Linked DNA regions of Mus musculus: regions 1, 3 and 4 are each linked to region 2. A link is a loop called in an ENCODE intact Hi-C map of the cell type or tissue named here. Cell type or tissue: left cerebral cortex. All regions are shown on one strand.

Region 1 (8,000 bases), 360 kb before region 2:
ACCCTTTGGCCTGGGGCTGCATTGGTGACATTTTTATTTTCAGCAGTGCTGGGGATGACACCGAAGGTTCATATATGCTGGGTGAGCATTCTGTCACTGAGATATTCTCCTGCCCTTGGCGTGTTGACTCTCCTATTTCAATTCAATTGCAAACTGCAAAGCAAGGTCTGGCCCAGAGAAGCAATTCCTAGACTTTGAAAGCTTCCCTGTGCTGTCTGGCCACAACCAGGCCAGAGAAACTGCTATTGACTTGGGAGAGCCACATTAATAGACAAATGTCATGACCTGGTATGAAGGGGGTGGGGGGACAGAAATCTCCCATCTGCAGCTCTGAAGGACAGCCTAATGGGCAGTAAACCTTTTACCAGCTCGGGACAATTCTATGGAATACCACCTTTCACCTTCTCTGTCAAAAGATTCTCCCACAGTGCAGAAGGGGGGGGGGGGGGCTGTCACTTTTTTAGCTAAGTCTCTGCACACAGTAGGTTCTAGAGAACAATCCCTCCCCACCACTGCACCCCCTTCCTATTCATAAAAGTCTGACCATAACCATTGGGTAAAAATCACTCCCCGATCCTCAGACAAGAGTGAGACAGGAGGCCAATGGAGGTGATCTTATTTTGGACAGTCATCAGCTTTTAAACTTTTTTTTCCCCCTAAGTTTTCCAGAGCGACAGGGTCAGTCTGTTCCTGGCCTGCAGGAAAGGCCAGTGGCCCCCAAGTCAGACGTTTCTATTTTCAGCTCCCCTAGTACAGAGAGCAGTCACCTCCCCTCGCTGAGGGCCATACAGCCAACCCTCCAGCAGCTTGGAGCTCGCAGCCTCTCTGCATTTCCATTTCCATAAATTTACATCAATTTTGTGCTGAATCATAGCCCCCAACCCCCGCAGAAGAGATGAAACACATTATCAATAAGTACAACAAATTTGAGTGATCTGAGCGTCGACTGACTTTATCTGACTTTTCCATTTAACTCTTTCTGTGGCCAGGACTCCATTTCCTACAGAGGTTGGGGTTAGATTTCCCAGGCGCCTGGTGTTTTCAGGTCTCCTCCTGAGGTTCCTTACTTTCTGGCTTCTTCATCAGGCGCGCAGGCCCAGTCTCTTCCTGGGTCCCTCGCCCCCTCCAGCTCATTTCCCTGCTTTTCCTTTTCCTCCTGGCATCTCAGCCCCCTTCGTTCAACCTCCGTCTTCCGCCTCCGCCTCTCTCCGCTACAGCCTCCTGCAACGCCCAAGCCAATCACGCCCAGACGTGCTCTCGCTCAGGGTGACAATTGCGTCCCGGAGCCTGCCAGGCGGTCATCAGCCCCACTCAGTGGCTCCAAGCACCTCTGCGCGGTTCAGCGGGAAGTGGAACTTCCTTCCACCCCCTGTTGCCCGGCTGATTGGCAGCCAGCCGAGCTAGAGGCGGATCGTGAGCGTGCATGATTGCTGCTGGACAGGGAGGGCTTAGTGGCAATGGCAGGGAGGCCCCAGGAACTCCGGCGGCTAACACACACAGCGTGCTAAGAATGAGGAAGCAGCCTGAATCCCTTATCTAACCCTCTGCTGCCTGGCCCTCTGCAGGGAAATGATGAATGAGGTCCCTCACAGAGTGTCCCTCAGCAGTGGAAGCGATGGACCCTTGTTTTTCCAAAGAATTGAGGTCCATGGTCCAGGAGACCTCAGGTTACAAGGCTGTTGAGGAAACTCTTGCAAGGACCTTAAGATATCTAGTTCTCTGTCTTCAGCTAAAATCCGGAGCAGCCAGCCCGTGAAGGCTTCTCGTAAGGCAGGTCAGATTGAGCCTTTCTTTAGGAAAAAGAGCTATTCACAATCTTTAAATTTGGTAACGCCAACGAAACACAAGTGTGCGCACCCCACCCTCAGCAAACCACAACCATTAAGAGTCATTATCTTTCTAAGTTGGGTTTCTTAATTCAGGCAGGAGAAAGGCAGTGATTAGGGAAAGAACTAGCCGGGACTATTGCCTCAACAGCTCAGAAGGGGAGGGCCCGCGAATCTCTTCAGGAAAACTACCTCCTTTGATTTAATGAGAACTCTGACATTTTTTTCTTTCTCTTCTCTTCTCTTCTCTTCTCTTCTCTTCTCTTCTCTTCTCTTCTCTTCTCTTCTCTTCTCTTCTCTTCTCTTCTCTTCTTTCTTTTTTCTTTTTTTGCATGGGCGACCAAAATCCAAACAGACAATATTGTGGAAGTATCAAAAGCTCTGCTTGTCGGAAGCTCTCGGGACGGGGCTAGATGATCTTGTGCAGCAGAGAACTCTTCTTTCTTCTTCTTCTTCTTCTTCTTCTTCTTCTTCTTCTTCTTCTTCTTCTTCTTCTTCTTCTTCTTCTTCTTCTTCTTCTTCTTCTTCTTCTTTTTTTTCCTCCCCAATCTCACAGAAACTTTTTTGGTTTAGTTTTATTTTCGTTAGTATGTATTGGTTTAATTTCTTAGGTTGAACTACTCTGGAGTTTCCTATCTAAAGCCCTCTTAGACTTTGAAAAGTGAGAAGCGTCACTCAAAGGCATCCAGGTAATCCAGTCACTTCAGGTGTGGAGAAATAAAACAGTTAAATTGGTTTTGGGACTATGAGTACATATGAAGAGACTGGGTCACCAGAGATGATTTTTTTTTTTTTAAAAAGAAAGCAAAGGGGAACCGGGCGTGGTGGCGCATGCCTTTAATCCTAACACTCAGGAGGCAGAGGCAGGAGAATTTCTGAGTTCGAGGCTAGCCTGGTCTACAAAGTGAGTTCCAGGACAGCCAGAGCTATACAGAGAAACCCTGTCTCGAAAAAAAAAAAAAAAAAAAAAAAAAAAAAAGCAAAAGGGATATAAAAACAGAAGCTAAAGCAGGCTTTTCTGTATTTTGTGCCAGGATGGCAAGTTGAACAGAAAGAGGGTCACTGTCCTTAAACTGGCCGTGTGTACATGGGCACCGGGTAGGACATTTAATAGATTGCTTTTGTCTGAGGTGAAGGCAGTTGGTAAGCAGTTTTATTTTATTTTATTTTTCTTTGAAAATGGTTAACCACAATATAATTAGCTTTGTTTACACCAGCCAGGGCTGCCGTTGATGAGGTGTCTAGAGGCCTTCTGGTATAGGTGCCTAAAAGCTTAAACTGGATCTAATTATTATTATTACTCAATGTCAGGCTACATAAATGGAAAGAGATAAAAAAGAATGGCTTGCAGCTCCACTGACTTGCTCCGTGATTCTATCACATCTTCCCGGCAGAGCCGGCACATGAAATCTCCAGTAAACCCCAGCAGCTCAGGATGCTGTGTCAACTTCCCTGGAAGGTCCCTCAGCCTGCTGGGGAGCGGGTAGGGTAGAGGCCTGATGCACTTGGATTCCCTGCACATTTTATTTTTATTTTTTCCCCTTTGAACTACTTTGATCGTTGTCTGTTATTTTCTGGGAAAAGAAAGCAAATCACAGAGAGTTGTCTTAAAGGTCCACGGCTTCCAAATGAAGCCTCCTCCACTCTTAGCACTTCATTGATTTCCCCAGCTTGCTGCCTAAAATATCAGCGATGGCTTCATGCATGCAGCAACGGCGGCAGCTGAGCTTAAAGAGTCAGCTAACCCAGGTCTCCAGAAGAGGCTTTCCCACCTGAAGGCCAGCAGAGAGCAAGGCAGATGGCCCAGATCTGCCCACTCTCCCTACCGTCTATTTCATCGACAGGTCAGAATGGAAGCAGATGGTTTGCCAGAGGGCAGTATATGGGCAGACAGTACCTTGCTTTTTAGGTAAGAGACAGGCTGTTAGGAGTAAACGCTTGGCATTGAGTTAATTAACCCTAGAGGTTCTATTGCAGGATGACCTCTTTCCAGCTTCTTGGATTGCAAAGACAATGACCTCGGTGGACTTGAATGGCAAGAAGGCCAGAAGATTTAGTAGCTTACTAGTTTGTCCTTCCAGCCCCTCCCCCAATTCTTTAGGGCATTAGTTTGAACATCAGCAGGACTGGGATTGTGGGCTGCAGTGTTCGTCCCCTTTTCTAGGATGAGTTCAGGAGGCACAAAGCCCCCTCCCAAACCCCACAGGTAGGCTGGCTTCTTCTCCATAGTCCGTTCCCAGTCAGTCAGTCTATTCTAGAAGCTTTTGTGGATGAGGTCTGTCTTAGTTAGGGTTTCCATTGCTGTGAAGAGACACTACGGCCACGGCAATGCTTGTAAAAACATTCGATTGGGGCTGGCTTACAGCTCAGAGGTTTAGTTCAGTTCCATTATGGCGGTGAATCATGGCGGTGTGCAGGCAGACTGTGGTGCAGGAGAAGGAGCTGCGACACACCCCCTCCAACAAGGCCACACCCCCTAATATTGTCATTCCTTGGTGACTAAGCATTCAAACCAATGAGTCTGTGGGGAGCATTCCTATTCAAACCACCATAAGAAGCCACCAGGCTATGGTGTCAGGCCTGGATGCTCCTTTAAGGGCAGAGAAGAGAGTTCTTTATCAACAGTGTTACTACCGTGGATACCAGTTACTGCCGGAATACAGCAAACTAGCCCCAAACACAGAGCCTCAGCCACTGCTTATTTATTGGCTGAGTCTGTGGGGCATCAAATTGGGTAGTGATAGCTGGCAGCTGGACTTACTCGTGCACCATGTCAGATGGGACCTCACACATGTGGTGCGTGGTTGGTGTCCGTCTGTCTAGGGAGTCCAGTGACATCCATTAAGCCATTCCGGGACTGCTTTCATGGAGGTGCTCACAGGTCCCCATGAGTACTATGCAAAATTAAGCCCTGCCCCCAAAGACGCTTAATGACTTGATTATTATAATACATTTGTAAACGTTGCTTGGGCAAAGCAGATCAAATGATGAAGAGCCCAGGATGAGAGATAATGGAAAGATTTTGGAAACACAGAAGAGAAGGGAAGAACAGAGCTCGGCCTTTCCCATTCTCATCATGTAGCATGCTGGGGCCAAGGCCGCTTCTCCACTTTTCAGCACCCAGCTTCCATGTCACAGAACTGACCCGCTCTCAGCAGGAACTGACAATGTAAATCCATGGTGGCCGTGAGGTTTCTACAGCTGCCAAATGGACTTACCAACTTCTCAGGCCACCTACTCCTTTATACAAGCTGAGTTTCCCCAAGTATGGAAAGCTTTCTGTTGGCAACTATGTGGGGGCGGGGATCACATAGCATTCATCTGAGGTTCCCTCTGGAGGTCTCTAGTCTTCCTTTCCCATGAAAGTTTCATGGAATTATCTTTAGAAAGTTTTTTTTTTTGAAAATTTTATACAATATATTTTAAATATTCTTATATTCTTTCCTCTTCTTCAAGACCTCCTAGGCCCCTTCTCTTCACCCCCAACTTCTTATTTTTTCTCTCTCATAAAAACCAAAACAAACAAAAGCATTTAAAAAAATCCGTGACGTTCTATTGTGTTGGCTGACTAGGACTGAACACGGGGCCTGCCTTGCCGTGTGTTTGAAATATCACTCTGTTAAGAAAACGGATTTTCCCTCTCCCAGAAGCTATCAGTTGCAAGTCGCTTCTTGGTTAGGGGTGAGACTTTGCGGCCATGTCTCTTCTCATTTTTGTGTCTGACTTGGGCTTGTGTGTGTTTTGAGAGTCCATATGAGCCCTGTTGTGCTTGCAAACTGTTTCCTCGAAGTCACCCACCATCTCTGACATCTCTTTGCAGCCTTTCCACCTCCTCTTCTACACAGAGCCCTGAATAGCACAATCTTCAGCTGGCTCCTCTCTTAACTCATGCTAAATCCCACCACCAAGCTTTTTGGCCCTATTCAGAATTTAGAGTTTTATTTTCAAACTTTGTACTTGCGTTCTAGTACGACATCAGATACTTAAAAAGAAATGTTGGTCGCTTTAAAAATCAGTATAATGTATGTACAGTATGGTGAGCTTCATTCATACGCTCGACCAAAAGATGTAGAGCATCTACTGCGTGCCAAGGTTGCTCCAATGTGTACTCAGGGGAAAGAAGGGCCCTTCCTTGGTGGAGCTTCAGTTTCAATGGTAGAGGCCTGACCTGGCAGGGGATGGCTGGATGGAGGAGTTTGGCTTCTCGACCTGGGGATGACACCCACCTGTTCGCCAGCCTCCCTCCCTCACCACAGGCCTGGGAATGCTGGAGTCTGGGGTTATGTGATGGTTCACATGCAGAGTCCCTTCCTTCCCTAGGAGACACAGCTGGTGGCCTGGGGTCCCCGGGGTGCCGCGGCTGGCACCGGCCCCGAGCCACTGTAGGGCAGTGGTTGGGGCCCGGCTCCTCCTCCCCTTCCTCCGCGGAGGCTGACGTGGAGGCAGCGGCGCGGGCAGCCGCGGGAGGCGGCGGCGCGGAGGCTCGGAGGTTCCTGGCCCTCTCCGGGCTGCGCGGGGCCGGGGTGGCGGCGGCGGCGGCGGCGACAGGAGCAGGAGGAGGAGAAGGGAGGCGGTTGTGCAGCCCGCCCGCGCACGCAGGAGGGGACATGGACGGCGATCGGACCGAGAGCGACTGGCAGGGGCTGGTGAGCGAGGTGAGGCCGGGGCTCCGGATCGGCCTCCTGAGCCGCTGCAGCAGGTCCCCAAGCCCTGTGAGCCCGGGTAGCAGGTGGCCGCGGCAGGACCTGCAGGTGCACGGTCCACCCCTCACGTTCGGGCCTGCGGGGGAGCCGCGGTCGCCCGCACCATCTGGTGCCAGGCTTTGGGGAGGGGCCTTTCGCTCGCCAGCGTTTGGCCTAGGATTGGAGAGACTGAGAAGCCCTGGGATCCGGGAGGGGAAAGAGCCAAGCCCCACCTGCCTGCCTAGTCACCACTGTTATGGAGGCAAGCGATTGGATGATTCCCGATGCTGAAAAGGTGACGCCTGAGGGACCATCCGGGCCCTTGGGTAACAACTGGGCAGGTGCAATGACTTGGAGCAGCGGTTTAAGTGAAAGAGTTTGGCATCCTTGCAATGGTTGGTTCATGCGTTCACTTACTCCACTCTCTGAGCTCCTGTTTCCCGCACCTACTATGTGCTGTGAGGTAGTGAAACCATTCATTTCTCAAAGGAAAATGAGACAGGTACAGAGGTGATGTGACCTGTGGATATAGACAACTCCACGCCCTCCCCTGTGAATGGGCCAGAAGGAAGCTTTCAGACTCTTAGGCTGCCTTCTCTCTGATCCACCCAGTTGGTTGGCTCGGGTCAGGCAGCTAGCTTCTCCAGGTGAGAGGGATCCTGATGTCTTCCTTCCCCTAGCAAGCTACCAATTCACCTCCCTCACCTGTATGGACGGCTCCTCCATTATCTAGCCACTTAACACCCAGTGTGTGTAGAGCAATGAACTCCACCACTTAGAGCCACTTAGTTTAGTTCCTTCAAACATTGGTCTAGCACTGGAAGGGGTTATGTCTCGGCCCACGGCCCAGCTCTATCTTCTCTGTCAGGTTATCTTCTCTATCAGGCTTTGTGTCAAGGAATATATCCACTGGGAATCTCATCTCTGGGCCCATCCAGAATCATCTATAGCAGTAAAAGATGATGAAGGTGGGGGTGGGTTCTCCATGGAAGTCCAGGAGTGGGTGCTGACTTAGAAGGTACGGTATTCTTGTTCAGGTAGATCTGTGTTGAGAATGGTCATTCCAAATCAAGCACACTACCTGGCCATGGGGATGCACGCCTGTGGTCCCAGCTCTTGGTAGAGGTAGAGGCAGGAGGATCAGGAGTCCAACCAAAGCCATCCTCTGCTGCATAGCGGGTTCAAAGCTCTCCCTCCAAACAAATAAACAAATAAACAATAAACAATAAACAAGAAGTTACTTACACTCTTCTGCTCTTAGAATGCAGTGGTCCCCAACTCAGGAGACACTTCAGCACCTCCTGCCTTCAGAAAACACATGATGTTTACTAGTATAGTCTGGGAAGAAAGCCACTCAATAAACAATGAAAAACATCTTGAGAAAGGGACTATAATCAAAGCTAAATTGTACCAGGTGTCCCTTCAGGGTGCCGCCCAGTGCCAGGTGTTTATTTGGACTGACCACGTTGCATGGTAGTGAGATTCTAGCTAG
Region 2 (8,000 bases):
CCTGACTAAGACACAAACTGTCCATAAATATCCCCCAGACAAGATGTGCTTAATTCTAGAAATTGAGCTTAAGTCGGTTTATAATTAGAAAAAAATTTGGCTTATGCACCTGGAAATTCTAGGGGAGTATCCAGCCTCAGGTTGGGCTGGATCCAACTGCCCTAAACTCTGGCAATTATCTGCTCTCATGACACTAATACAGTCCAGAGGAGCTCCAGCCTCCCTCTGGTCTCTTGGCAGAAGTAGAGGCCCTTTCCCAGTGGCCTCTGTATAACCCATTGCAGAGGTTTGTAGGGTCAGATTGAGTTCTTCATATACCCATGAAGGGAGGCGATTAGGGCCGGTGATGGAGACTGAAAGGAAGAAGTCCTGGAAGGGAGAGTAGGGACCCGCTGCTCCATTCTACACTGCTCCATTGTATCCTTCTGGGGAACCTGAGGATGTGGCCATTCCCACTTCAGGTTTGTATAAGATAACATAAATTCACACTTGGGCCAGATGTTGTTGCTACCCAGCCTCCTTCACAGCCCTTAGCATCCCAGGTACACTGCCCCCATAGCTAGCACCTTCAACTGATGGACTGAAGACATTCTCTCCGCTGCTGGATCCTACCACACCTGTCCTGGCCACAAGCAGTGTGCGCCAGGGAGATGACAACACCTGCCAGTTGCTTTCTATCAGGGAATCATGGGGCATCAGTGTCCCAGCCACCTCACCCTTGGTGTAGGATACCAATGAGACATGTTCTACACTGCCCCTAGAGGGTCCAAGTGGGACTGAGTCCTCCTGGCCTAGAGGTGCTGGGGCTTCTCCAGATTTTCTCTATTAGTTTCCTTAGATCTCTTTTCAAAACAAGCAAGCAAACAAACAAACAAACACACATGCAAACAGACAAACAGTAATCCAAACTTCAGCTGACACTGTAAAACTTCTTGGAGATAGGGACAAGATATTGGCTTTTGCTTTGCTAGAAGTTACCATGGTAAGCTAGAACTCTTTAGTTCAGACCCAGCTGTATTCAGGCTGCTAGAGGAGGAGGAGGAGGAGGAGGAGGAAGAGGAGGAGGAAGAGGAGGAGGAAGAGGAGGAGGAGGATGAGGAGGAGGAGGAGGAGGAGAAATGGAAGACAAGCCAGCAGACTTTGATTTCAGCAAGAGAGAGAGAAACTGAGAAAAGAGATCCACTTTGTCTATGCACGACATCTGCTTCCCATCTGCAGCTTTAGCCCAAACTATGTTTTTTTAATATCCACATCTATAAGAATTTGGCCTCTTGTATCTGCAGAGCTGAGCAGCCAGTCACTAAATGACACCCTAGTGGAATGAGAGTGTTAATGCAACTCATTTATAAACAAGGAACCCACCCTGACATCATCTGGACTATTACCCAATTTCCAAAGTTATTGCTAACCTTACATCTTTGGGGGTGGGAAGTGTTTGTGAATGGAGGATGGTTCATTAGCCGGACCACAGAATGTCAACACAGCATGCATTTTTCAGTGTGACAAGTTGTGACTTGGCATTATGATAAAGGAAAGCACACTGAAGAGCTCTGTGGTCTGTCTTGGGAGAATCAGCCACAGTGGATCTGGAAGCCAGAAGCTTGCTGCTGTGGGTTGTTGTCTTCAGATGTCTGTCTCTTGCACAGTGAAGAGTTGGCAAGGTGACTGGAGCTATCCTTTCTCAATGAGTTTGCTGCTTGCTCCCAGGGCTTCCCAAGGGGCCCAGCTCCTTCTGTTTTGGCCCTGGGGGGTTGAGAGAGTGTGTGTGGAGGGGGTGGTTTGTTTTCATGTTGCTGAGAACTAGCAACGGAACCTCCACATTACTGTGCTTGGGCCAGTTGAGAAACCTACTGAGGAAGGAGGAATTCTTTAGGGTGGCAGGGCTTCCCCAGGAGAGGACCATGTAGGACAAAGAAAGGAGACAGTTTACCAGAAACTGACTACTGGTGGTCTTCTTTTGGGTGTCCCTATTAAAAGTGCTAGAGATTTGAGGGGAGTCAAATGTTGATGATAAGAGACCAACCCTCATGTGTTCGGATGTTCCCGAGTGTACCAAGGAAGTCCTTGTCACTTGGGCCTCCCTGCTTCTCTCTGGATGCCTCTGCAGGCCCTAGGCATGTTTGCTGGTTGCGTATATGTATTTTCCTGTGGGTTTAGTAATGGGAGAGCCCAGCTTTCAAAGAAGGAGAAGTATTGAGCTGAAAAGTCTTTTGTCAAGGTCCAGGTGTGTAGGTAGGAGGGGAGGCAAGAATTTCCCACTGAGTCTTAGTTTATTCATCTATGAAACAAAATTAAATACAGGTATGGTGGCTCATATGTTAAATTCCAGCACTCGAAGCTGAGGCAGGAGGATTACTGTGAGTTGCGTACTCACTGCATAGTGAGTTCCAGGTCTGGGGATACAGAGTAAGATTCTGCATTACAAAGCTCAAACCAAGCAACCCTTGCCCCAGCCCAGGACGAATGTCTACTTGTTATCAACTGGGGACAAAGGGGAGGGTGGGATTTCCATTTGTGAATATACACGTGTGATGTAGCTGGTGCAGAGATGCCCACAGCTGCACCTGTGTGGGGGAGGCAGATGCATTAACCAGCCTTGCATTCCATTCCTTACACGTCCTAGCTGCATGGCCCAGGACATCACTGAGTCAGTCTCTCCATTATGTGTAATGGAGATAAATCCTTCCAGAGATGTTGGGATGAATACATCCATCTAGTCAACAAGTAGGCGGACTGATAACAGACACGGAAGTAGCTCCCATTGGCCTGGAAGGACAACAGGAAGTAAGGGACCCAAATTAAGTCAAGGCTTTGTGCCCAACTGTATTCTCTAGCCCCTTTGTATTTAATGTGTGTAGGATGGCACCTCACCATTGAGATTGAAACAGGAGCAGGATGAAGAGTCCCGTCTTCATCTCAGCCAGGATACCCAGGAAGTAGAGAAGGCCCTCTAGTCACCATGGATGAGATCAGTCATGGAGAGCTGAATAGAACTCCCATAGGCCCAGTACTTTAAAGAATATAGTTGCATTTTCGAAGCTTGGTCAGTTAGCATTACTTGGTTCTGAAGTTACTACGTTAAATTTCATCTCATGATGCTCTTTCCAACATCTGTTTTGTTTGTTGTTTTTGAAAAACACCAATCCTTTTCTTCCCTATTAAAAATTTAAATGGTCAGTACATCTAGGGAAAAGTGATTTGAAATGTCATTCTTCATGGACCCAGAAGATAGGATGTTGACCTATTTTTTTTCTTTTTAAAAAAGTCATTAGACATAGCTCAGAAAGTCAATCTTGTAATAAGTCAATCTCTAGAGAGAGAGAGAGAGAGAAGAAAGAAAAGAAAACAGGCATTTAGCCAGACACGTAGTATACAAACTCAGAAACTGGTGAGCCATTCTGTTTGCAAATAAAAAGAGAGACGAATAAAAAGAGAGACTTCTTTCTAGACAGATCTTTTCTTCCTGCTTTATTTCTCTTCTGCAACCATGAGCCGAAGGTTTGTGACATCACTGGGTTGCTGTGGAAATGTTTATTCCACAGAGGTGTTGGGCCTCACGTGGGGAATTTAGAAGAGGAAGTGCAAACTCTTGGAAAAAAAAACTGGCCTGAGAAAGAGGAGATTCAGAAAGAAAACAATATGAACTGCTAAGAGGTGGTTTGCAAGTTTCCCTGAGAGGAATCAAGTACTCGGAAGAACATCATACACAGATATGCCTCTTTTTTTTTTTGTTGGAATTTTACTTTCTATAAATATCTATATAAAGAGTCAAGATAAGTAAGGAAAGAATATCTTGCAGTGGGAAAAAGTTTCAGCTATTCAATTATTGGGACACAAAGATTTGGTCTTGAAATACCTTGGCTAGGGGAGGGGAGGAAATTACATCCATTTACATTTTTATAACATATAATGGACATGAGAGGCTATATCTCTTTAAAGAATTGTGACGGAGCAGCCTGACTCTTAGGGCAGAAGCTACAAAATCGTTTTCCGTTTTGAACGGTTAAATCAACAGAACACCAGACCAGAGCCTTTCTTCCTGCTGGGGCAGTATTGTCCCCTAAATCCACTTTCCAGCCCTCTCTGCCTAGCCTAGTTTGATGTAGCACTGACTTCGCCTGTCTACTACAGCAACTGGCAAATAAGTGGATTTGCATTTGGAATGGTTGAGAAGGCAGCCACCGGTGTGTGTGTGTGTGTGTCCACGCGCGCGCGCGCGTGAATGTGTGTGTGTGTGTGTGTGTGTGTGTGTGTGTGTGACTGTCTGTCTGTGCTCACAGCTGGGGTTGGGGTGGACTAGTGGCTCCGGACGGGAAGAAAATCGAGACGTAGCAACTGTGTGAACACAATTTTCCCGTGGCTGGGAGAAGAGTCCCTGCATGGGAAGTCAATTTTAGGAATTAAGATGAAAAAGATCTTCCAGCAGAGTGGGAGGAAGGCTCAGGTTGTAACAGGGTGTTGTGTGTCTCTGAGGCATACTCTCTCCCCTGGCCGGGTCCTCTTCTCATCCACCCACCTGCCCGCGACAGCACCTGCGCCCCCTGCCGTTTCGGGGGCGCACATCCAGGAGGGGAGGACCAGGAGGTCTGGTCCGGCCGCAGGGGCTGCAAAGGTCTGGTGGCGCGGGCTGATTTAGTGGCCAGGGCTGTAGTACAGGCTGTCCCCGGCAGCCGGCGGAGTCGGGGAGCCCACGTGATGGCCCCGGCTCTCCGGTGAGCTCCCCAAACAGACGCACACCCAGGCGCGCGCGCACACGGGGGCGCGCGCTCACACACATACACTCACACACGCACGCACGCACCCAGCCTCGCGCGCACACGCCCGCCCGCCTGCTCTGCCTCTGCGCCCTGCATCCCGGCTCGCTCGTTCTCTCGCCCTCTCGCCTCCCCTGCGGTCTCTCGCTCTGCGCGCACACACCGCACACACGCACACGCACACACACGCGCGCATACACGCAGCCGGCACAGGCGGCGGCGGCGGCGGCTGCCGGAGTCAGGACGAACCTCTCTAGGTACCGTCTTGAGAAGGCGGCAGCAGCGGCGGCGGCGGCGGCGGCGGCAGCGGCGGCGGCGATAGCGGCGGCGGCGGCGGCGGCGGCAGCCCGAGCATCCCTGCTCAGCCGGAGAGGGAGCATCGCCGAGAGTTCCCGTCCCCTCGGCCATTCCCTTCCCCCCCCTCCTTTTCTTTATTTGCGAGAGAATTTCAGCTGCCTTATTGGTTTCGTTTGATTTGGAAACATTTTTGGTTGCTTTGTGTGTGTGTGTGTCCTGTTTTTTTTTCTTTCCTCGTTTTATTTGCATCCAGAGCATGGCGGGCTGCGGGCTGTCGGAAGACACCTTCCTCTCCTCCTTCTTTTACAACTACGGCTCCTCCTGGGAAACCCCTTCCAACCAGGTAAGGGGTGGCTCAGTGCCGGGCGGCGTCTCCCCATGCCCCCCGCTGCTCGCTCACTTGGCACCAGGCGGGTAGACAGACTCTCGGGAGGGGGTGGGGAGGATGGGGGGCCAAGTGGGTCGCACTGTCTGGGTCAACGCCAACCGGCGACAGAGGTGTTCCCCCTTCTCTATACCCCTCATACATAGCGCCAGCTCCAGGGGCTGTCGCGTCCCTCCAGTGCCCATTTTGCTATGGACACCTATCTTGCCCCCAAACCTCCCAGCCCAAAGGGAACCCGAGAAAGAGGCAGGAGCTGGCGCGTTACCCCGGACAACTCCAGGCAAAAGCAGGGAACTCGAGCGCAACCTTCACCAAGTCGCCGCGGGCGCCGCGCCCCTGTGCGCCGGGCGTTCGCCCGCCCTCCAGTTGAGCCCCGGGGCTGTCTAGCTGTGAGACCCCCCGCGACGCGTTGTCCCTCCCTCCACTCCCTTGGGGCCCGGAGCCACCTCTTTCCCTAAAATGGCTGCAACCTCAAGTAGATGCGTCCCCTGACCCGCGGGAATGGGGGTGGTGGTAAGCAGAGTGGAGGCTCCACTCCTCCCGACCCCGCACCTCCCCGGGCGCGCACGAGCACCCCACAAACACACACTTAACTTTGATGACTGTGCAATGCAGTCCGGCTGCATCGTGTCCTGCACGTTCCCCGCTGCCGGCCTGTAGGTGTGTAGATCGGTGTGGCTTGAGGGGCCAGGGGAAGGTGGAGGTGGATGAGGGAAGTGGGGGCGTGGAAAGAGATCTGTGTCCTCCGGCCACTGATTACCTGGAGAGAGACAGGCTTGTGCTCAGGTTCTGGAAGGGGGGTGCCAAAGCTATTCCAGGAGCCAGAGCGAGAATTAGAGGGAAAAAAATTCCTTTTAATTAAATAACTGTTGTAGTCTGCTGCCCCCACCGCTTGTTTGGTGAAAGTCTACAGGCATCTGTCATCTTCAAACTACACGGGGAAGTGGAGCTGGGGTCTAGGGATGGGAGGAAGAGAGAGATTGTGTGTGTGTGTGTGTGTGTGTGTGTGTGTGTCTGCGCGCGCTCGTGTGTGTACGGCTTGGGAAAGTTGGGGCCAGAAGCTAGGTGGAAGAGCATTGGTGAAAGCGGCACCAACTCGGTGGACCGGCCAGGGCTCCGGGAGTTCTTGGGCCCCGTGGAGCGCGCACCCGAGGGCGCGGGCCCGCGAAGCTGAGGGTGCCGAAGGGAACTGCTCAGTCCCGCACGGCTCTCCAGGCTGCTGCGGCGTCTCTCTCCCAGAGCCCGCCCGCCAGCCTCTGGCCGCTCTCGGGGCTGCCCGCCGCGCTTGCCCGCGCTGGCGCGCTCCCTCCGGGGCCCAGATCTCAGCGCGCTCCTGTGAGCTCGCGCATAGGGGAAAAAAATAAAAATAAATAAACAAATAAATAAACAAACCGAAGCCCTAAAGCTAAACAACCGAAAAAATGTACTTCGTTACTCCCTCGTCACCCTCCACGTCTCCCAGGCACAAATAGCCAAAGTAGTAGTGGCCAGGTGATGACCTCGCCTCCTCGGCGTGGGCTCTCCGGATCCCGCCGCGGCCGCCAGAGTGAATAATACATAAACCGCTCGGGAGATCCAAAAGGCTCCTGCCGCCTCAACCGCCCGGGAGCGGGGCCACAAGATCCCGCCAGCCGGCCGGCCGCTGCTGCGATGGGGCGCCGGGCCGCCCCCAGATCAGCCGGCAGGTCGCGGGGCGCAGAGCGGCGGGAGAGAGCAGGCCCGCCTGCGACCGGAAACTTGCGGGGAGCTGCCGAGGTGGTCGCGCTGCTGGTGGAGTTGGGGGACCCTGGAGAGACACGGCTGGGGTCAAGGGGGCGCCCTGGCTGCAGGTTGTGAGAGCCCCGAGGCTTTTCTACCATCTACCACACCCCGCACGGCAGGTTCCGGGTACTCTCTCCACGCCTGTCCTTGCCGAAAGCCACGGACCCCTCCGGCTTGGCAAACTCCAGTCTCCAGGAGCCTGCGTGAGCGCGCCTCTGTGTGTGTGTGTGTGTGTGTGTGTGTGTGTGTGTGTGTGTGTGTGTGTGTGTGTGTGTGTGTGTGTGGTGTATGACGCGCGTGTGGCTGTCGATGAGTCAGAAACCAACCCCAGCTCGCCTTTGAGGACAGAGGCGCGGACCTGAGGCTTGAAGCACACACCCGCCACCAGCCCTGGGGGCTGTAGGGGATTCCTCGGCAGCGCCGCGCCTCCCAGTCCTGGACCGGAATGCTTTAGGCTAAGTTTCCGGGCAAGTGGCTCCGACCAACACCGCAGGGAGCAGAAACTCGACTGCTTGCTATTCTTCGGGAAGAAGAGAGAAGGGAGACCCGGTGGGTGTCGCCAGGCGCTCAGCAACGCCGCTCTAGAGCCACGGGAGGCTTCGCAGCATCTTTAAGGAGACAGGAAAGGAGTCCAAGAGCTTGGAAGAGACGAGGGCAGGGCCTTGTTTCGCAAGATGGGCAGTCACGTGCAAACTCCTTGGCAGCCCGAGTTGGTGGGCGTCAGGGTCGGGGCAGGGGTGCCAGGCAGGTTCGTAGGGTCAGGTTGGGAAACCTGAAAAAGATGAGAACCTTGAAGAGGGATC
Region 3 (8,000 bases), 540 kb before region 2:
ATTCAGCAGGTGACTTATTATATTAATATTATATACTGTAGGATTATGACTTTTCTATAACCAAATACTGTAAACATTATTTAGTTCTCCAGGGAACATTAGAAACTTGTATACAGTATTCTATTAATAAAAGTTATTATTCCTAGGTAGTATGATGGTAATTGGATAGTAGCTTTTAAAGACTTCTTTGTTTATGCATATATTTTATGTGTATGCATGTATCTCTGTATGTAAGTGTGTGCATACCTATGTGTCTGTGTGAGCATGCTAGTTTGTGCAGTTGTGGGTCAGAAGAGGGGGTTGAGTGCCCTTTTGTTTATCCCCTGAGGCAGGGTCTCTCCTGAACCTGTGGGTTGAATTTTTCTCAGCTAGGCTGGAAGCCAGCAAGCCTCAGTGATCCTCTGTCTTCATCCTCCTTGGAGCTAGGGTTTTACATATATGTGAAGCATGTGGGTTCTGGGATCCAAACTCTATTCCTCATGGTTGCACTGCAAGTGTTCTTAGTGGATGAGCCATTTTCTTAGCCCCTGTGAAATAGCTTTGCTGGTCTTGAATCAACAGAAATATTTCAATGCCGTCCTTCTGAGAATTTTTTTAACCCAAGATGTTCGTATTTCTAAGTATTGAATTACAGTATTTCAAAAACTATATTGATGATTATATTTTATATAGAGGAAAAAGAACACAGAAAGAGCCAGAAGGAACCATGTGAATACATAAAAATACATTTTCAAATCTTAAAAAAAATTTTTAAACATTTTCCAGGATCTTAAAAATCCTATAGTAGCTGCTGCCCTCTGCTCCCTCTTCATCCACTCTTACCTTTGGTGTCTTTTCATCATTTCTTAGCTTTTCAAGGCTGCCTCACAGATCCATACATCGGATCAGGTCTGCGTCATCTAGAGCAAAAGAAAGGAGCATAGGGGTCTGTGATGGAGCTTGTGAAAACGCTTTACACCAACGACTCCATTCTGTGCCTGCCCTGCCTTCCTCCTAGGCATCCCTTTAATTTTTAATACTTAAAAATTACTACATCCGTGTATGTGTTCATGCACACACATATGTGCCAGAACATGTATATGGAGATCAGAGGGCAACTTGCAGGAGCCAATTTTTTGCTTCTACCCTATGGGTTCTGGAGCTTGAACTCAAGCTGTCAGGGCAGGTGGCAAATGCTTTTAACCACGAGCCTCTCACTGCCTCTCCTCACATCTTTAATGCTTTCGAAATTCCAATGCATTAACATCTCTAAAGGTTTATGAAAGGAAGGAGCAGGTGATCATAGCTATCCTATAGGCCCGTTAGTCATCTAGAATGAACAGTTTCTGTTCTGTGGACATACTATTTCCACATTGTGTACATTTTACAAAATACTCTAGGCATTATTAGCTATATGTTTATACTTTCTATATGGCTGTTTTGTTTTCACACACATCATTTTTTAAGTTTTTATTTATTTATTTATTTATTTATTTACTGTGTGAGCTAGTCGGAGGCAGATGGCTTGAGGAGCAAGAAGAGGCATTACATCCCTTGGAGCTGCAGTTCAGGGTGTTTTGTGAGCTGCCATAGGGTGCTGTGATCAGAATTCTGGTCTTCATGCTAGAGCAGTAATTGTTCTAATTGCTGAGGTCTCTCTGCAGCCCCACACGAGTCATTTACTCAGACGTTATTATTCCCTAATTGAAAAGTGCTCAGTGTTCTGGGGCTCACAACATTCTTTTGAATACAAGAAAATGGAACTGTGGAGCTGATGGGAAAGGTGTCCTTGGGGCTTCTCTTCCTGTTGCCTCACTTCATCATCATCTGTGTGTGAGATGTTGATTTGTCTTTAAGTAGTAAATACACATCTCTGCAGTTTGGCCTATATGAGGAGAGGTCATGGCATTGTTGGTTAAGCCACATAAATACATAAATAAGTACTCTTGTTGACTACTGACTGCTATGCCATGACATTATAAAGTTAACTTTCACTCATAGCTGTGATAATGCAGGGACCCACCATGTGTATTAGGCATCAGATAGGCTCTGAATGTCTTTAACCTTATCCTATAAGGTGTACTATTTATTGTTCCTGTTCATATACAAGGAAACAAGCTCAGAAGTTTAAGTACAGAACAGCTTGTATGGCAGAGTTGACACCAGGGCTCAGATTTACCCCTTAAACACAACACAGGAAAACCACAGTGTTTAGAAAACAGTATCATATACCCATGTGGTCAGTGAAGAAGACGATCATATCTGAAATGTAGCATTTTCAAAAGATGCCCCAGAATGACTTAGATCTGTGCAGATAGGATATTCTGTATAAGAAGTCTCAAGAAGTACACTTTTCGTTCATTGTGTTTTCTGAAATGCCTAATTTGAGTTGTTAGGACAGATTAATGGAGAGGCACAAAGTAGAGCTTTAAACATATGTGTGGGATTGACTGTTTGCAGAGTGTGGGAAGCAGCAACGTGACTTGTTAAGAGCTGGAGCAGAGAGTGCTACTGCTGCTTCAGCACATGTCTACTGGTTACTTCATTCAGTAGATCTTCTGGGTTCCCACTCGTGTGTGAGCTCCCTGATAACATCACACAAAACACACAGCCACGTCCTGTTCCCCATCAGCCTTTGCTCTGCTGCTTCTTTCTTTTTCTTCCTTAGTGACAGCATTTTGTTAGTGTGGGGAGTGTGGCCCTTGAACATTTCTGAGCTCTGGTGTGGCCCGCTTGTTTTCTTGCAGTGGAGAGTGCAGTCGTCATGGTGATAGGGTGCTGCAGCAGTCTGGAGTGCTGATTGCTCCTTCTCTTGGCCTTCCCACGCCCAGGTTAGGTGCAGGGTCTTCTCAGAAAGCCTAGACAGTTATTGGCAGCCACTTTTTACCTGGGACAACTTGCTGTGCTTTCCCATCATTTACTCTGTTGGTGTTTGTGCTGCTTCCTCTTCCTGAGCTAAGGTGGCTTTTCCTCTGTTCACAGTTTGTTGAGAAGTAAGAGTCACGGCAAGAATAAGGCTGAAACAGTCAGGTGATGGTCTCTGAGTGGTCCGCCCCTCCCCAGCTACTGCCGTCTCTACCTGTTGCCCACATCTGGTCTGTCAGATTAGACCAGCTATCTACGATTTCCATTCTCCCTGAGATACAGAGGTGGGCAGGAAGCGTGAGAAGGAAGGTCAAATGTGGTTATAATATTAATAGGAATGTAGATTGTGAATACAGATTGAAAATCTGTGGCTGCAGATAAAGAAAAAACTATGTGAGTTGAAATTTAGATAGTATCTCCATTTTTAAGAGGAGAAAATTGCACCACATTAGACAGAAGGTCACAGCTGTGTCGAATGGGAAGCAGAACTTGGTTCCACGTTTCTAGTAGGTGCATGTTCCGCTCTGTGCCGGGATATTAGACTCCATTTCAAGTTCATTCGCCATGGAACGAGACTGTCTAAGGTCACAGAATTAAGGACCACAAGGTATGGAGAAGCATCGCCTGGAGCTGCCAGGAATATACAAATGAAATGGCCCTTTGTCGATGATAAACATAAAATGTGGCTTCTCTTTTGTGGTCAAAGTCATTATGGAAGTAGAGCTTGTTGTTTGAAGTCTAGGCTTGGATTCGATGGCTTGTCTGGCCCTGGGTCAGTCTTCAGCACAGAGAAACAAACAAACAAACCTAAAAAGAAAACATTATGCTAGGCATAGATCAGAGAGAGGCACTTAATTTTCTAGCTGCTTGGCACTTTGGGCAGCTGTAGTTTATTAGATTGTGATGCTAGTATTTAAACTACTTAATCACTGCAGACCTTATTGTCAAATAAAGGACACAGGTGCAGGGCATGGGGAAATGCTTTGTCTCTTTCTCAGTTTTAAGGTAAAAAGCTGTTACACAGGAATTCCTACTCCTGCTGGTAATGAAATCCCACCTGCTTCCCAGGGGTTATGAGTTGGTGATTAATCTGTGAGAACAGTTGTCACTGCAGAGTGCCGGTGTTCTGCTTATAATGAGCACCTCTCAGAGCTGTGGTTTAGTCCTGTAAATCCTGTACTTGCCCTACTGCAAAGACAATTACAGTCCTTCACCTGCTTTTGAAAAAAGGTCTATGCACTGTTTTAGGGGTACTCATTTTTACTTCAAAATTAAGGTAAAATTAGTAGCAGCCTTTGCAAATGTGGAAATGAAATTAAATTTGTATGTATATTTTGTAGAACATGATTTTGTTGTTGTTCTTGTGGCCTTTACTTGTTAATAGCAGTTGTCTGTCCTCACCGTGACTAACATGTGACCCACATGTTATTTGATTCTAGGGGGCTCGGGTTGGTAGAATTGATGCTTTCGTTCAGAGCTTGGACAAAAATTTTATGGTTCCAGTAGGTGGTGCTATAATTGCTGGCTTTAATGAGCCCTTCATTCAGGACATCAGCAAGATGTATCCAGGTCAGTAGATAACTTGGTTTATGGGAAAGTAACTAATGGGCAAAACTGCACATGCACATAGCCTTCTGTGGCGAGTCCTCCCGTCAGCCTCCTTCACACACCCTGTCCGTCTGTTTGCAGGAAGAGCCTCAGCCTCGCCGTCCTTAGACGTCCTCATCACCTTGCTGTCACTGGGCTGCAGTGGCTACAGGAAGCTGTTGAAGGAGAGAAAGGTGAGGTCTGCCTGTACTCAGTGCTGCTCTTGTAGCCTGCATATCACTCAGATGGGAGCCACCATCCGTGTTTTGTCCTCTGTCTGTCCACGTGCTGAGGAATAGTCACATGCATTACTTTACTGTTAGTATTTGTTTAGAAACCTCTGTATTGGGAATTATGTGGTCACTTGTTACCTAAAGGTAAAGAAGCTCCCCTTTTTATGTTTTAACATAAACCATATTAAACACTTTGCTCTTACATGTATTTGAGTGTGCATGTGCCATGGCATGTGTGAGTGGACGTCAGAGGACAATCTGTGGGAGCAGGGACTGAGTGTAGGTCACGGCTTAAGACGAAGGGCCTTTGACCTGCTTAGCAGTGGCACTGGTTCGGCTTTGTTTTGTTTTGTTTTGTTTGAACAGGGTCTTGCAGTGTTGCTGTGGTTGGCCTGGAGATTGCTTATGTAAAGAAGGCAGGCCTCAAACTTGGGGTAGTCCTCCTGCCTCTGCTTCCTAAGTGCTGGGACTACAAGCATCTACCACCACTTCTGGCATAGAGGCCCTTGAAAAACAAATGAAAAGTTTTCTTTTGAGTGAGTTGCCAGGCCAGCCATGGCAACACAGCAAGACCCTGTTCAAAATAACCAAAGCCGAGCTGATTTTGGAAGCCTGAGGGTGTGTTTTGGTGTGCTGGTCTAGTTGCAGAAGGAAGAACCAGTAGGGGTTAGCCACCTCCTTATGTTAAAATAAAAACTCCCTCCTTCAGTGTTGCTGAAACACTGGACTCATTCCTTATATTGGCTGTGGGGGAAAAAAGTGATAAACTTGGTGGTGTTGGCCTGAAATAGTCCCAGCTACTCGGGAGGCTGAGGCAGGAGGATCACTTGAGCAGCATAGTGAGACCCAATGTTTTTAAAAACAAGCTAACACAGAAAAGCTTCATTTGAGACAGTTCCGTAACTGTTGACGGGTTAGGTCAGATGAAAGTGAGTATTCATCTATCCAGCAGTGCTGGAGACCAGCGGCATGGTGTTTATATCTAAGCAGCCTTATGGCGTCAACTAGCAATGGAATCCTTCAGATGTACTTGACATGTTTTAAAGCATATGGGCATAGCTGTTATCACATAGACCCTCCAACAGGGTGTTATTCCTCACACAGAACTGATGTTTAAAGTTTTTGTGGCATTTTACTCCAGTCTTCCTTTTCCTAATAATTTAATCCATGGGCAAGTAGTTATTTACTGTTTAAATTGTGAGGATATTTCTTAAGATTTACATTGTCATTCATTAGAGATATGGAAATTAAAAACACAGTGAGCAACCTCACATTACACACACACACACACACACACACACACACACAGAGATTAGGTAAAATCAAAAACACAACTAAAACAACAACAAAAACCTGACAATACTGAATCCTGTCACAGAGCTGAAACAAGCTGACATTGTTGATAGGAATGTTAAATATGTTTTTTTTTAATTTTATTTTTTTAATTTAATTAGGTATTTTCTTCATTTACATTTCCAATGCTATCCCAAAAGTCCCCCATACCCCCACACACACCCCCACACACCCCCTCCCACTTCTTGGCCCTGGCGTTCCCCTGTACTGGGGCATATAAAGTTTGCAAGACCAATGGGCCTCTCTTTCCAGTGATGGCCGACTAGGCCATCTTTTGATACACATGCAGCTAGAGACACGAGCTCCGGGCTACTGATTAGTTCATAATGTTGTTCCACCTATAGGATTGCAGATCTCTTTAGCTCCTTGGGTACTTTCTCTAGCTCCTCCATTGGGGGCCCTGTGATCCATCCAATAGCTGATTGTGAGCATCCACTTCTGTGTTTGCTAGGCCCCGGCATAGCCTCACAAGAGACAGCTATATCAGGGTCCTTTCAGCAAACGCTTGCTAGTGTATGCAATGGTGTCATCGTTTGGAGGCTAATTATGGGATGGATCTCTGGATATGGCAGTCTCTAGATGGTCCATCCTTTCGTCTCAGCTCCAAACTTTGTCTCTGTAACTCCTTCCATGGGTGTTTTGTTCTCAATTCTAAGAAGGGGCAAAGTGTCCACACTTTGGGGTTCGTTCTTCAGTTTTGGACCCTACTGTGGCAGTGCCCTAGAAGTTAGACATAATCACCCAGAGCAGCTCTTGTGCTTCTAGCTGTTTACTCAGGAGAATGAAAGCTTGAGTTTGTATGAAAACATATAGTTGGGGGCTTATAATGACTCAGTTTATAATTGTCCAAACATGGAAGTAAGTATCTAGTGAACAGAGGAACACACTGGTACATCTTTCCTTAACTATGGAAAGCTATGTAGACTCCAAGTATACAACAAATGGTGACTCCCGTGCATTATAATAAATGACGTGCAGCTGACTCGGAAGACTCTCATGTGGTCTCATCTATATGCATCCTTGGAAAAGCTAAAAGAGACAGGGACAGGAAACACAGATGAGTGCTGGAAGTTAGGATCAGGGAGGCACCTTTGGGGGCTGGTGAGATGCCTTACAACTATGTCCTTAGTGGAAGTGGTTTTGTGGCTCTGTGTGTTTTTCTTTCATTTTTGTTTTTTTGTTTTGTTTTTGTTTTTTGAGACAGGGTTTCTCTGTGTAGTCCTGGCTGTCCTGGAACTCACTTTGTAGACCAGGCTGGCCTCAAACTCAGAAATCCGCCTGCCTCTGCCTCCCGAGTGCTGGGATTAAAGGTGTGCACCACCACATGAACATTTGGAAAGCATATACTTGAAGTTTTACATGTATAAATTGTACTTGGCTAAACCAGACAACAAGCGTTTACACGTAGGAATAAACCTATAGTTTTATCCTGCCATGAAAGCATCACTGTTCTAGACAACCAGGTCCTCAGGTGATGGGTTCATATTTATGGGTGTTAGAGGACAACTCTCAGGAGTTGGTTCTCGCCTTCCACTGTGAGTTCCAGGATTGGGCTCTGGTGGTCAGGTCTGTGTGGTCTACTAAGCCATGTCACTGGTCCTCTGCTAGGTTCCTTATATCCATTCTTCAGTGTCGTTTTTATCACGTGGTAGGAGTTGACTCCATTGTACATATGAAATTGTGATCTGGGAAGATGTACTAGCCCGAGGACTCGCTGGTCATTGCAAGTTCCAGAATGCTGGTGAAGACCGAGTTGGGGTGCTGCCCAGGTCCCTCTGTATTCTGTCTTAGCACTGTCTTCTCTTACTTTCAGTTGTTCACACAGCACTGGGGGAGTGGAGTGATCGACCCTGTCATGCTAGGCATTTGAGCCATAAAGATGATGATTGGCCCTGGGAGCCTCCCGTGCTAGCTAGTGGAGGCATTTAAAACTCCAGAAGCTCCCATATGCACTAATTGATTTTATTTAAAATTCTTTGTATA
Region 4 (8,000 bases), 270 kb before region 2:
ACATGAAGTTCAGAGGCCGAGACAGGCTTGGGATCAGATCCAGACTCATCACATACAGACCCTGTATGTAGTTTCGGCCAAGCTAACCAACTTCTGTATTGGGTGAATGTTTAGCATCTCTGGTGCCTCATACTGAGGACTCAGGGAAAATCAGTTGTCGTTTGTGTCCACCACAGTCCAGACACTATTATTGATGGTTCTGTCACTGCTCTTGCCACACCTGCAACTTCTGGATCCCTTTATTACCTCCAGCCCTGCATCAGGTGCTGGTATCAGAGCAATGAACAGAGCTTCTACAGATGAACTCAAACAGGATCCCTGCAAGTAGAATGTGGAAGGTGGTCCTAAGAGGCAGCTGCAGACATGTAATCTGACCTCATGAGCTTGAGCCCAGTGGTGACTACACGTCAGACCCATCAGCTGTGAGGAAGGGAGCTGGCATCAGAAGGCCTGGGCAAAATACTGAAAGGCTGGTTAACAGTGGTGTCTATGGAAGGGTCACGGGTGTGAAAGCAAAACAGACCCAAGAGATGGAGCGAGATCTGAAGTAGTTAGTGAGCACCCTGCAGACTGTGAGACCTACGGAAATGAGGGAAAGATGAGCTCTAGTAACTAGATGAACCAAACCATGGGGAGCAACGGCAGAGTTTCCCTGTGAACTCCAAGGGATGATTAAGATACTGCAGGTCGATTCAGGTAAAATCAGGATGAACTGAACTGTATATATGTGCATCTATATATGCATATTCATGGCCCTGAATATATGTGGGTGTGTGCAGCTATCTCTGGAATAGAAAGAGACGTAGGAGAATAATTCTGCTGCTCTAATTTATCCCACTGAAAGGAATGGAGAATTTGCTATTAAGGAGATTTTCATGTCTCTTTCAGCACAGCAGTGCCAAGAAAATCTCCCAAATAAAAATAAAGGCTGGTTTCCATTTCCAGACCACTGGAAAGCAAGGTTTTGGATGGCTGTCAATCACTTCTCCACTATGTTTAAAGTCTGGAGCAAAGGAGCAGATGTTTACCTATGCATGTGTACAAAGCCTGCCTTCCACGCACACAGTCTGATCTTTTCCAGTGTGTGTTTCAGAACTTAGATATCTCAGCGAGTCAGAATGCTGTATAAAGGTCAGAGGAAGTCTTGCCAGAGTCAGTTCTCTCCTTCCACCACGTGGGTGCTGAGAATCGAACTTGGGTTGCTGAGCTTGCCATCAAATGCCTTTACCTGCAGAACTATGACACAGTCCCACTGGGAGAAAATGAAAAGCATGTGTGATGACGTGCACTGTACAAAATTCCCAAATAATTAGTTATGTTAGGGGGGGAAGAAAACGCTTGTGAAATTCTTATTCTTTACCTTTTCCATAGATGATTACAGATTATGAAGAAAGAAAAAGCACATGTTTAAGTACACATACTTATCGGTCACCTACACTGTGCCAGGCATTGTTCTTGATATCCAGGGCATGCACATCAGTAAGACCTAGTGTGGGGCTGTGAACGCTGATCTTATTATTTCATTGCCTCAGAAGAAACATTTCCAAGTGTGTCTATCTATATCTTACCTATTGGTTCCAAAAATCAAACATGCTCTCAAAGACGATCTGATGCTCCTAAGGGCATTCAGAATCAATTGGCATCTTTAGCAGTGAGCAGTTCTCGAATGGAAATTCCTTATGATGTTTTGGGCAGTGGTGGAAAAATTGTTTAACCTCCAGGGAATTGCCTTGCAGAACAGAACGCAACTGAATAATGTGTGCGTGCGTGCTTTGTGGTACTTTCTATTTCCACATGGACTTCCCATGAAGTGTGTGTTGTGTGCACATGTGTACCTGCGTGCCCTTTTTAGATCCTAAGTCTATTGACTTTCCTATTACCCACCACCTTGGTGCAAGCACTGACAAGTGACGTCATCTCCTCTTATTATTTTCGTACCTTTTCTAGGATCCTAGGGAATCGAGTGGCAGAGCTGGAGAAGAAACTAAGAACTCTGGAAGTTTCTGGCTTGTGGAGTCTTCCAGGTAAGCAGAAACTTCTGAGCAGTGGCTTTCGTCTAGTTTAGGATTTTGTTCACCTTTTAAAAGAACTTTCTTGTATAACTTGCCAAGAAAATTCTGCCTGTTTGAGGCCCTTTGAATTGGAGGCTGCTGAGAAACAGCTCATAAGTGTTTCCAAGTGAGAAACCTATCCCATGGCAAGACCAAGAAAGGAACAAAGTCAGAAATATACCATGTATTTTCAAATTCTCATCAGTGGGGCACTGAAGTTCAGGTAGCCTAATGTCTCAAACTGTTAGTGTGTGTGTGTGTGTGTGTGTGTGTGTGTGTGTGTGTGTGTGTGTGTGTATGTGTGTGTGTGTGTGTGTGTGTGTGTGTGTCTTTGTGTCTCTGTGTGTTAACCTTTGGAATGCCCGTGAGTTGTTTCATTTCTTATCAGTAGTCATCTTATAAAGATTTGTTCCATGTAACCTTCCCTCCTAAAACGAATGGGAGAATATACAAAGATTTGTTCAATTTAATCACCGACCCTAAAAACGAATATAAGATCTTACAAAGATTTGTGCAATTTAATCATCAGTCCTAAAGTGGAATGTAAAACCGCACAAAGATTTGTTCAGTTTAATCACCAGTACTAAAAATGAAGAGCCAACCGTTCCTCCAATCCAGATGCACTTCACAACGACCTTCCCCTGCCTAGCCCCTCCCAACAGTTTTATGGAGCTTGAAAACAAAAATTTCTTGAGGAGATTTTTCTCCCCACATTTGTCCAATGTGTGAGGAGCCGTAGTGCTTCTCTCTAATGAGCTATACTTATCCCGCTTATCCCAGTAAAATACCCCTCTCAGGAGACCCCGTCAGTTCTTCACTTTCCTCTTTACGCTGTTTGGAAACTTATATTTATCATTTTCTGCCGCCTCCTGGTTCCCTGGAAGGAACATTGTCCGGGTATTTTTAGTGTCTTACCCTTTCAGCGCAAAGCGGTCTCCTCTCCGCGCGGCTCCCGTGGGCTGCGTTCCTGTACGAGGGATGAGAAATGAAAATTGCCACAGGAGAGGAGGTGGACAACATGACGTTTTCCTCAGTGGAAATCTGAATAGCTGCCTTAGGTTGCCTGCAAGTGTGTTTCATAAATTGGAATTTTTTGCAGCGATTTCTTGAACTGGATGTCAAAAGACCTCACAGAACTAATTAGTGGCGAGTGCCGTCCTGGGGGTTTGAATGGTCCACTTTGCACCAGGCGCTTTTGATGATGTTCAAACTGCATCTTCTGTAAAGGCCTTTCTTTTACTGCATTGAATTTCAACACAGACAGACAAATTTGTCATTTATTTGTGCAGTCAAATTGCTGTTTTTGTACATGTACCAAAGCTTTGATTTTTTTTCTCCCCTCTCAAAAATGACTTGGTGAATTTTCTTACTGTTTCGTTTGTGTGGTTTATGTAAAAAGATGGATGTTGAATGCGTGAATCAATGCTGGGAATTTCCTGTGTCTGGTGTTTGTTTGTTCAGGTGGGATTTCAATGGCTGTTCTACAATAATGAGTCTTTTCCCCTTCCTTTTGCTGCCGAAGGCCTGAGCTACAATGTTTCAGTCGGATTCGGGAGTATGTTCATTTTGAAATATTCAGGGTTTCTTGTAGCTAATATGGGGTTGCATGCTGTCCTCCATGTGTATAAATGGTAGAAGGTAGAAATTTGTTATCCACCTTTTAGTGAATATTCTAGGTAGAATAACTTATTGAAATAGGGGATTCAATTAGTGCAAAGCAACCATTAGTGAGTACAGTTAGCTTGAAGGACCAGCCTCAGCAGGTTTTAGGCTGTAGGCATAGGGGTTCCAGTCTCTGGCTACCACACAGATATAAAGGGGGCACAGAAAAGGAAGAGGGAGGGGGAGGGAGAGGTACTTTCCCCCCTTGGATACAGCCTCACTTTGGAGCACACATGAAGGATGTGTGGAGATAGCCTTGTGTTAGGGAGTCTGCAGTCCTGGAGAGTAAGGACAGGGAGTGGGGTATTTCTTCCTGTGTGAATCACATTTTGGCTGCCTGACTCCTGCTTTTGTGTGTCTCCATACTGGAGGGCAGAGCGAAAAGCAACGTGTTCTCTCCTCCCCACACCTCCTCTGCCTCCCCCGTCTCTTCGTTCTCATCGACTCCCCAAGCAGCAGCTGAATCACAGTCGAAGTTTCTGAGTCCCAGGAGTTTGGGAGAACTGTCTTATTTACAAGCATCTCAAAGGGAAGTGTCCTCTCCAGAAAGTCAACCCATCCATGGACTGGTCCATCCATGGGCTGGCATCCAGATTGAGCTTCAGCTCTGTGAATACAGTGCCATGCCAGGCAACCTGGCCCCTGTTCCCCTCAAATCTCTAGTCTATCCACGGAAGCAAAATGAATCTCCATCAGGCAGTGATGAGGAAAACAGAAAGGATTCCACGCTTAGTGTTGGCTGAGTGCTCAAGAGAGAAAGACTAGTGAGATGATGTGAAGAGTCATCTGATGCCCCTCTGTGAAGAGCAGTTAAAAGCAAGAAGATTCAGGGTGACAAATACTTGGTGTGCATTAGGTACAATCATTCTCACACCCATGACAGACATTGCTAATTGTTTTAGTTAGGGCTTTACTGCTGTGAACAGATACCATGACCGAGGCAAATCTTAACAAGGACATTTAATTCGGGCTGGCTTACAGGTTTGGAGGTTCAGTCCATTATCATCAAGGTGGGAACATGACAACATCCAGGCAAGCACGGCACAGGAGGAACTGAGAGCCCAACATCTTGTTCCGAAGGCAAGCAGGAGAAGACTGCTTTCAGGCAGCTAGGATGAGGGTCTTAAAGCCCACACTCACAGGGACACATTTTTTTCTAACAAGACCACACCTACCCCAACAAGGCCACACCTCCAAATAGTGCCGCTTCCTGGGTCAAGCATATGCAAACCACCACAATAATCTATCACAGCATTGTCCCCGGCTGATGCGGCATCAGTCTTCCATATTGGCCAGCTTCTAGTCAGAGCTGATGTGGAAGAACACTTTCATTTTCCCTAATCTAATCTGATATGCTTATTTTAGCACAGGAAACAGGGAGGGAGTTAGATGACGCATAAGGTCATACATTTTAAGTTTCACAAGCTATCTTCTATGGGTGCCGGATGACTGAAGTTCTGAGCCAAGATACACAGGCAAATGATATACGTGGAGACTGGATGCCAGACCAGAGAGGAGGGGTCCTGAGGGTGGAAAAACCTCTTCCACACTGTAGTGGGCTGTCTAAGAGTCTGCAGGGCAGAAGGCTTCTTGTGTCTCTGCTTCCTGCCCCCCCCCCCTCACTTCTGACCAACACCATCAAGTTTTGTTTTGTTTTGTTTTATGAGAGAGCCTCATGGATCCCAGTCTAGCTTTGAACTTGCTACGGTAGCTATGGATAGGCTTGAACTTCTGATCCTCATCCACCGACCTCAGAAGTGTTAACCTCATAGGCATCCACTATCTATCACTCCCTGTCCATCAGTGCTGTGAACTGAACCCAGGGACACAGGCTTGCTAGACAAGCCCGCTACCAATACGTTACATTCCCCAGCCTCTTCACAGAGTTCTTGATGGTGTTTGCTAGACTTGGGGGTCACTTGGTGATCTTGCTCTTGAGTAAACATTTTTGACAAATGGTACAGGCTGGAGCAAGAAGTCGTCTAGATAGCTGAGACTATTCCAAGCTGGTTTGCCTTCCTAGTGACAAAGCTAGGGGGTCTTCTATAAGGAAGACAGATGTTAGGAGTTGCGGGCCGTGCTCCCTAGCCAGGGTCGATCCCTTTGCTCCCACCTCCTGGGATCCTTCCCTCAGATATTCTCAAATCGAGATCGGTAGCTGTGAGGAGTGTTGTCCCAGGTATGTTCACATTCAACAGCACTGGGACCTGGGAGACGGCTCTTGGGTAAACATTGCTGCATAAGCATGAGACTTGAGTGTGCAGCTCCAGAATCCATACAAAGCTAGCATGTTAGCATAATTCTGAAATCACAGTGCATCTGTGGCCAAAGCCACCCAGTCTCAAAACAAGGTGGGAGGCAAGGACCAACATCTAAGATTGTCTTCTAACTCCCATGTATGGGCTAGGACACATTCCCTCCCCCTCCCACTCCCCCGTCCTTCTCCTCTCTCTTTGACACATTCTCCCCATGCCCCAACACACACACACACACACACACACACACACACACACACACACACACACACTGGGTGGAGGGCACAGAAACAATCCACAGAAATACCAAAAGCCAGGGAACAATCTGGCTAGAGGCGATAGTCTGGCTTTTTGGGATTTCCATTTTCATTCTCTCTTTCTCTCCAGGCATCAGGCTGAGGAGGAAAATGTGGGGGTTGAAAGTACTTGGTTCATTTTTAGAGGCAGGGACGAGAGCTTTGGTGCCATATGGAGTCAGCAGAGCTCGCAGCCACTCAAACCCCAGCTCAGTGAGAAGCCCCAGTACCCTTTCCTTTAAGTGGGAAAAGCAGATGAGAGCTTACACGGCCGGGTTATCCAATGAGAGCACAGTTCAGTGGCCACAGCTGCCTCCACACCTTCGGAGAGAGAGTGGAACCGAGAGCCTCCTAAGAAAGGCTTTGGGTTTTTCCAACATGGCAAGAGTGACCAGATCCAGGCATGGTGCTGATGTGGGGGTGCCATCTCCAGGCACAAGTCTGGGGGGGGGGGCTTGTCTTCTCATCCCACTGTGGCTGCCGTAGACAGAGGCTGGTTTGTTTGTCTTCCCTACATGCCCTCTGCTCAAGTTTTCGCTGAAGTGTCCCGTGCTTGTGAGGAGTCACTCACAAACTGGCTTCCTAGGATGGAAGATATCCTGGGATTTGTGGGGTCAAGCAGACATTCTACCCTAAAGAATTCCCACGAGAGGAGCCCCCAGGCTATCCTGACCCCTGCCAGTTCCCACTCCTGTCTCTGCTTCTGATTCTTTGGCCGCCAGGGCAGAAGAGGGTTGAACACTCTTTTGGTACAGAGAGGATGGAGCCTCCCTAGGAGGCTGGCAAGCTGTCATAGTCAGATGGCCATGAAGTACCGTCCTGACCTTGACTTGTGGACATACTGCGTTGCTGTGATGGAGAATCTGCCATGAGGCACCTGTTGCCTGTTATGGTCCCTACAGTCAGTCACCAAGAACCCATGAAGGCATTTCTAGATGGTGTCTTTGTGCTCTAAGAGTGAATGCCATTCTGGGGACTTCCCATGTCACCCTGAACCGTAAATCTATAGTGCGCTTTGGGAAACCTTTCCAGATGGTAGCTCTGAAGTTTCTAGATTTATTCCATCAAAGATAGTGGAAGTGCCTGTCAGAACTTCAGGGTCAGCTCCAAGTATCTTCTCCTCAGAACCCAAAGGCTGTTGCCATTTGCCCAAGACAGCAGCAAGCACCAAGCATGCCAGATGCTAGGACCCATTAGATACTTCAGTCAGCGACATAGACATTATCAGGCATTTAGTAAGTGCCTACTGTGTGGAGAACTCTCTAACTTAAGTTTCTAAAAAGCAGGAGGAACCAAGGAACACAGGGAGGAAATGGACTTGGTTTCTGATTTTCCAAAGGAGGTGTAGACATCTTTTTTTACCCTAGTGGCCTTCTGGGCTCTGATGAATGGGAAAACAAAATCATAGAGCTCCTGGAAAAATTTTACTCTAAGCCAGACTGGAGCCCAAGCTGGAGCTCTTATTTTGGGCCCATTGGTTTCCACCCAGAAAATCCTATAGCCTTCCAAGCCAACAGTTGGCAATATACCATGCCTATGGGCTCTCCTGACCTTGTAGGTGGCATTGCTGTTTGTCCATGCATTTGGTGCCAATGTGTCTGTTTGTCATTCCCATCTTCAAAGCTGTTCTTCCCTGCTGCCCATCTGTGTGGCCTGCTCTGCCCTCCGTAAAAGAAGAACAGTGCATTTCCCCCTGCTCTCTGGTTCCCTCACAACCTTCTCCACCCTCCTTGGGG

Evidence for each region. Hi-C counts contacts between places; a loop is a spot of excess contacts. Peaks named below come from ENCODE experiments on the same cell type or tissue, not always from the same donor. Only the 100,000 strongest peaks of a DNase experiment are listed, where the experiment ranks them.
Region 1: it touches region 2 in a loop (7-fold over the local background); 3 of 42 quality-filtered maps call a loop at or near these places.
Region 3: it touches region 2 in a loop (2.8-fold over the local background); 3 of 42 quality-filtered maps call a loop at or near these places.
Region 4: it touches region 2 in a loop (6-fold over the local background); 4 of 42 quality-filtered maps call a loop at or near these places.

Annotation. Positions count from the first base shown.
Region 1 is chr5:52,469,832-52,477,831 of GRCm38, reverse strand. Ccdc149 (coiled-coil domain containing 149) reads left to right here and starts at 6,254. Exons shown (of 13, transcript NM_001379231.1): 1 at 6,254-6,481. The coding sequence starts at 6,434. In left cerebral cortex, no CTCF peak of the experiment used is centred here; DNase peaks (open chromatin) are centred at 5,684, 6,006, 6,308, 6,736 and 4 more places; H3K4me3 peaks cover 2,827 bases; H3K27ac peaks cover 3,907 bases.
Region 2 is chr5:52,112,778-52,120,777 of GRCm38, reverse strand. It overlaps a transcript of Ppargc1a not described here. Among named protein-coding and RNA genes, the nearest start is that of Gm40302, 14 kb to the left of the region's middle. In left cerebral cortex, CTCF peaks have their summits at 764, 1,310, 4,582, 6,323 and 1 weaker place; DNase peaks (open chromatin) are centred at 5,972, 6,331, 6,577, 7,644 and 5 more places; H3K4me3 peaks cover 3,927 bases; H3K27ac peaks cover 3,221 bases.
Region 3 is chr5:52,652,639-52,660,638 of GRCm38, reverse strand. Sepsecs (Sep (O-phosphoserine) tRNA:Sec (selenocysteine) tRNA synthase) reads left to right here. Exons shown (of 11, transcript NM_172490.4): 6 at 1-9; 7 at 4,284-4,413; 8 at 4,534-4,625. Among named protein-coding and RNA genes, the nearest start is that of Sepsecs, 13 kb to the left of the region's middle. In left cerebral cortex, a CTCF peak has its summit at 4,343 (motif pointing right); DNase peaks (open chromatin) are centred at 2,562 and 4,370.
Region 4 is chr5:52,386,695-52,394,694 of GRCm38, reverse strand. Ccdc149 (coiled-coil domain containing 149) reads left to right here. Exons shown (of 13, transcript NM_001379231.1): 10 at 1,948-2,024; 11 at 3,574-3,606. Among named protein-coding and RNA genes, the nearest start is that of Sod3, 27 kb to the right of the region's middle. In left cerebral cortex, no CTCF peak of the experiment used is centred here; DNase peaks (open chromatin) are centred at 4,096, 4,426, 6,078, 6,377 and 4 more places; H3K27ac peaks cover 5,035 bases.